2 separate regions of the Homo sapiens genome follow, and region 1 is linked to region 2. Evidence: read pairs that join two places in POLR2A ChIA-PET (ENCODE). Cell type or tissue: Panc1. All regions are shown on one strand. Each heading gives the region's core, and the rest is flanking DNA. Links, peaks and the distances in the headings are about the cores only. Region 1 has its middle 35 kb from the start of BIRC3. Region 2 has its middle 13 kb from the start of YAP1.

Region 1 (2,915 bases), core at 246-2,745, 190 kb after region 2:
ATTGTCTTCAATTCAAATTTCAGGGGCTGGGTGTGGTGGCTCACACCTGTAATCCCAGTACTTTGGGAGGCCGAGGTGTGTGGATCACCTGAGGTCAGAAGTTCAAGACCAGCCTGGCCAACATGGCAAAATCCCGTCTCCACTAAAAATACAGAAAATTAGCAAGGCCGTGTGCAGTGGCTCACGCCTATAATCCCAGCACTTTGGGAGGCCAAGGAGGGTGGATCATGAGGTCAGGAGTTCGAGACTAGCCTGGCCAACATAGTGAAACTACATCTCTGATACAAACACAAAAATTAGCTGGGCATGATGGCTCACGCCTGTAGTCCCAGCTACTCAGGAGGCTGAGGCAGGAGAATTGCTTGAACCTGGGAGGTGGAAGTTGTGGTTAGCCGAGATCGCACCACTGCACTCCAGACTGGACAACAGAGCAAGACTCCATCTCAAAAACAAAACAAAACAAAAACAATAAAAACAAATCAACAAATCCTGAAACCCTTCTTCCTAGCATTCCCTATCTACATTTTCTGCATTATTTAGCTTTATAGTATTTATCATTAACACAGCCTACATTTTACATATTTTTAAAAAATTGTATATCATTCCTTATTAGAATATTAATTAAATCCCAGGGATTTTTGTCTTTGTTTACTGTTGTATGCTGGAACCTAGAAGAGCATATGACTCCTATATATTGTAGTCGGTACTTGTTTGTTGTGTGTGTTAGTGGCTGAGCCAGGGCTTGTTGCAGACCTGCTTCCATGGTCAGGGAAGCTGGCAAGGTAATGGAATGAATGTGAGACTTTAACATCATATGTGTTTGGGTTCAGATTCTAATCCCAGCCTTTAGTAACTGTTGCAATTTGGAGTAGATTTCACCCAGATATCGGTGATATAAACAAGGAAAATGTTTATTCTTATTATTCTTTTGTGATAAAGAGGTCCAGCATTGATAGAGCAACTCCACAGTCATCAGGGACCCAAGCTTGTTCCACACCCCTTAGTATATGGTTTCCAATGGCCAGGCATGGTGGCTCACGCCTGTAATCCCAGCAGTGGGAGGCTGAGGCTAGAGGATTGCTTGAGCCTGGGAGTTCAGGACCAGCCTGGACAACATAGCAAGACCCCATCTCTACAAAATTAAAAAGAAAATTAGGCCGGGCACATTGGCTCACACCTGTAATCCCAGCACTTTGGGAGGCTGAGGCAGGTGGATCACCTGAGGTCAGGAGTTCGAGACCAGCCTGGCCAACATGGTGAAAACCTGTCTCTACTGAAAATATGAAAAATTAGCTGGGCTTGGTGACGGGCACCTGTAATCCCAGCTACTTGGGAGGCTGAGGCAGAATAACCGTTTGAACCTGGGAGGCGGAGGTTGCAGTGAGCCGAGATCGCGCCATTGCTCAAGAGTGAAACTCCGTCTCAAAAAAAAAAAAAAGAAAAAAAGTAGCCAGTAGTGATGACGCAAGCCTGTAGTCCTAGGTACTCGGAAGGCTCAGGTGGGGGATTGCCTGAGCCCAGGTGGTCAAAGCTGCAGTGAGCTGTGATCATGCCACTGCACTCCAGCCTGGATGACAGTGAGACCTTGTATGAAAAAAAAATAGAATATGGTTTCCATTCTCAAGTTTTTTCCTGACTATGGGAGCTCAGTCATGATGTCTGTGTTGGGGTGGGAGAAAAAACTCAGTTTCCTCTATTTAGTCTTCCCAGTGACTTCTGCTTCTCTCTCAGTGACTATGAGTAGGCTGAAAAATGTAGTAATTAGGGTGAGCATATTGCCAACCCAAATAAAACTTTTCTCTGTTGGTAAGAAAAAAGGAAAGGGTGGCTATTAATAGGTAGATGACTAGTAGGCACTGACATAGTAGCTGCCTAACTTGGGCAAATTACTTAATGATATCTACCTTGTGGATTGTATTAGATTTCCAGGGCTGCCATGGCAAATTACTACAAATTGCGTAGTTTAAAATAATAGAAATTTATTCTCTCACAGTTTAGGAGGCCAGAAATCCAAAATCAAGGAATCAGCTTGGTTGCTTCCTTGCCAGAGGCTCTGAGAGAGAAACCACTCCAGGCCTCTCTGGGTCTCTAGGGGTTTCTGGCAGTCCTTGACCTTCCTTAGCTCATAGGCCCTTCACTCCAATCTGCCTCATCTTCTCTGTGTCTCTGTGTGTTCTTCTGTCTCTTATAGTGACAATTTCCTTGGAGTTGAGGCCCACCCCCCTCCAGTATGATCTCTCCATTCTTACCTTAATCGCATCTGCAATAACCCTATTTCCAAACACAGTCACATGCTGCGATTCCAGGTAGACGTGACTTTCTGTGGGATACTATTCAGCGTACTACATAGAGTTATTATGATAATCAAAGATTCTGGGTATAAAGTGCTGGCATAGTCTGTCATATGAGGAAAATAGATCTTTTTTTACTCAGAAATCAGTATGAAACTACATGTAAATCACAAAACTCTTTTTGGAAGTTATAGCATGAAATGGGGATACCTTTTTCTGCCTTTTTATACTTGTTTATATGTAGCTTCTTGCACATATCATAGGCATTTAGTTCCATTAACTGAGTGAAGCCTGAGGATTACCTTTGGAGAAAAGTAGGTGTTGGACTTAAGCAACATCATTCATCTGTACCGTGAGGAGGAATGTTAGGAAAATGAGTCAAAGTGCATGTGGCAGGTGCATTTTGGGTTGCACGCCCTGCTCAGAGTCATTCCTCCCTTTCTAGGAACTGCCAGCAGCTGGGATACTCCTAGCAGACTGCCCAGAGGCCATAGGTGATTGGTCTATGGATGAATCCTCATCCTGGCCTATCAGATCAATTTTTTTAAAAGAGACTGGAATTTTGAACTACAGATGTAAATAGGGGGTTACGGGGCCTAAGGCTATTTGATGCAGCCTCCTGTT
Region 2 (2,915 bases), core at 305-2,804:
GAAATACATGTGCAATTACAAACTTTCTTGAATAGAGCAAGAGATCTGCCAAAATAGTAGATTGTTCAAAGAATGTTTATTGTGTGCCAGGCACAATGCTAAGCTTGGAGAAACAGTGGTGAACAAAACACATTATCATGGCTCAAAGAAACGTACAATCTAGTGACCAAAAACATAGTAAAATACATAAAGTAATTACGAATTATGATTTTACTAGGAAATAATAGTGGTAAGTCTGAGAAGATTCTTCTGAGGAGGTTAACATTTAAATTGAGACTTAAGCGTATGAATGTTCTCAAAAACAATTATAGCATATGCAAAGGCTCCAAGATGGAATGAATTTGTTATGTTCTAGAACCTGACAGAAGTCATTGTGGATGGAACAAGTCGGCAAGAAAGAAAGTGCCATGAATTGAAGTTGGAAAGATAGAAAGATAGATCACACACCTCTTGTAAGCCAATGAGGGGAGTTTGAAATTTAACTTAAGTGCAATGGGAAACCAGTACAAGATTTTAAGCAAGAGAGTGCTATGCATTTTTGAAAGATCAAAAGATCACTGTGGCTGTTATATGGTAAGTGGATTCAAGAGGACATGTAGAAGTAAGGAAACTAGCATCATGGTCTAATGACAAACGAGGGCAGCTTGGGCAAGGATGGTTTCGGTGACGATGGAGTGTCATGAGCTGAACTGTGTGCCCCTGTCCCCCATATTCATATGTCGAAATCCTAATCCCCAGTACCTTTGAATGGGACTGTACTTGGAGATGGGGCCTTTGAAAAGGTAACAAAGGCAAAATGAGGTAATTTGTGTAGGCCCTAATTAAATCTGACTGCTGTCCTTATAAGAGGAAGAAGTTAGAACACAGCACAGAAGAACGATCATGTGAAGAAACCGGAAGAAGATGGTCATCTACAGGCCAAGGAGAGAAGTCTTAGAATAAACCAATCCATCCTGCTGGAACCTCGATCTTGGACTTCTAGCCTCCAGGACTGTGAGAAAATAACTTTCTATTGTTTAAGTCACCGAACCTGTGGTACTTAGTTATGACGGCCTAAAGCAAACATATATATGGAAGGAAGTTGGTGTATCCAGATGTGCTTTTGGACCTGAAACCAATGTTACTTGCTGATGGATTGAATTGGGAAAGTCAAGAAGACTCTCAGCCTCCTAGTTATAAAACTTTTAGAATAGATCTGCTTGACCTTTTTTGTTTGTTTTTTGTTTTTTTGTGAGACACAGTCTCGCTCTGTCACCCAGGCTGGAGGGCGGTGGTGCTATCTCACTCAGCTCATTGCAACCTCTGCCTCGCGGGTTCAAGCAATTCTCATGTCTCAGCCTCAAGAGCAGCTGGAATTACAGGTGTGTGCCACCACATCCGTCTAATTTTTGTAATTTTAGTAGAGATGGGGTTTCACCATGTTGGCCAGGCTGATCTCAAATGCCTGACCTCAAGTGATCCTCCCACCTTGGCCTCCCAAAGTGCTAGGATTTCAGGCATGAGCCACTACATCCAGCCTTGATGTACCTGAAATATTTAACAAGAAACAATCTTGTGAAATAAAAGAGCAACAGCTGATTGAAGGCTTTGAAATCCAGAGAGAAGTACAGGAATTAAATGAAACAGGATGATATGTGGAAGCCTTGAGAAAAGTGTGTCACACAAATGTAAGTCCTTGTTGTTAACTTCATCATGGTTGTTTTTAGTGTATGATACACTATAGTGATCAAATACAGTTTTGAGTGGGTGAGCAAGGGTGAAAATGGTACTTGAGGGAAATGGCTGTAGAATTGAAGAAGATTGATAGAAACAGGAAAGGCTGTATGCAGCCTGGGAAACCAGCCAGGAATTGGCTGCAGAAATTGAGGTATGAGCTGAGAAGTATCTGATGTCCCAGGGAAGGTCAAAGGGATTGGAGATATTTCAGTAAAACACATACACACATACACTTTTATATACATAAATGCATTAAATAGCTAGAGGCCAAAAGGAAAAATGTAACCAAACCGTATGTCATTTTCTGTATAGGCAGCAATCCTATTTAAAGTAATTTTCTTTTTTTTTTTTTTTTTTGAGACGGAGTCTCGCTCTGTCGCCCAGGCTGGAGTGCAGTGGCGCGATCTCCTCTCACTGCAAGGTCTGCCTCCCAGGTTTACAAAAAATTTAGCCAGGCGTGGTGGTGGGCCCTGTAGTCCCAGCTACTCGGGAGGCTGAGGCAGGAGAATGGAGTAATTTTCTTTCTTTCTTTTTTTTTTTGAGACAGAGTCCCATTCTTGCCCAGGCTGGAGTGCAGTGGCACGATCTCGGCTCACTGCAACCTCTGCCTCCTGGGTTCAAGCGATTCTCCTGCCTCAGCCTCCTGAGTAGCTGGGATTACAGGTGCCTGCCACCATGCCTGGCTAATTTTTTTATTTTTAGTAGAGACAAGGTTTCACTGTGTTGCTCAGGCTGGTCTCGAACTCCTGACCTCGTGATTCCCCTGCCTTGGCCTCCCAAAGTGCTGGGATTACAGGCGTGAACCACTGCGCCTGGCTTTTTTTTTTTTTCCTTTTTTCTTTTTTTTTTTTGAGACAGAGTCTCACTCTGTCATCCAGGCTGGAGTACAGTGGCACGATCTTGGCTCACTGCAACCTCTGCCTCCTGGGTTCAAGCGATTTTCCTGCCTCAGCCTCCTGAGTAGCTGGGATTACAGGTGCATGCCACCATGGCTGGCTAATTTTTGTATTTTTAGTAGAGACGAGGTTTCACCATGTTGGCCAAGCTAGTCTCATACTCCTGGCCTCAAGTGATCTGCCCACCTCAGCCGCCCAAATTGCTGGGATTACAGGCGTGAGCCACTGTGCCTGGCCTAAAGTAATTTTCTTTTTAAAACCTTTTTGGAGCTAGGCAAGTGGCTTGTGCCTGTACTATCAGCT

What was found. ChIA-PET counts read pairs that join two places held together with the same protein. Peaks named below come from ENCODE experiments on the same cell type or tissue, not always from the same donor. Only the 100,000 strongest peaks of a DNase experiment are listed, where the experiment ranks them.
Region 1: POLR2A ChIA-PET joins it to region 2 with 9 read pairs; 3 of 35 experiments call an interaction of 5 or more read pairs at or near these places.

What each region holds. Positions count from the first base shown.
Region 1 is chr11:102,281,525-102,284,439 of GRCh38, forward strand. No RefSeq gene overlaps it. Among named protein-coding and RNA genes, the nearest start is that of BIRC3, 35 kb to the right of the region's middle. In Panc1, for the core only: no CTCF peak of the experiment used is centred there; no DNase peak of the experiment used is centred there; H3K27ac peaks cover 1,274 bases.
Region 2 is chr11:102,095,533-102,098,447 of GRCh38, forward strand. No RefSeq gene overlaps it. Among named protein-coding and RNA genes, the nearest start is that of YAP1, 13 kb to the right of the region's middle. In Panc1, for the core only: no CTCF peak of the experiment used is centred there; no DNase peak of the experiment used is centred there.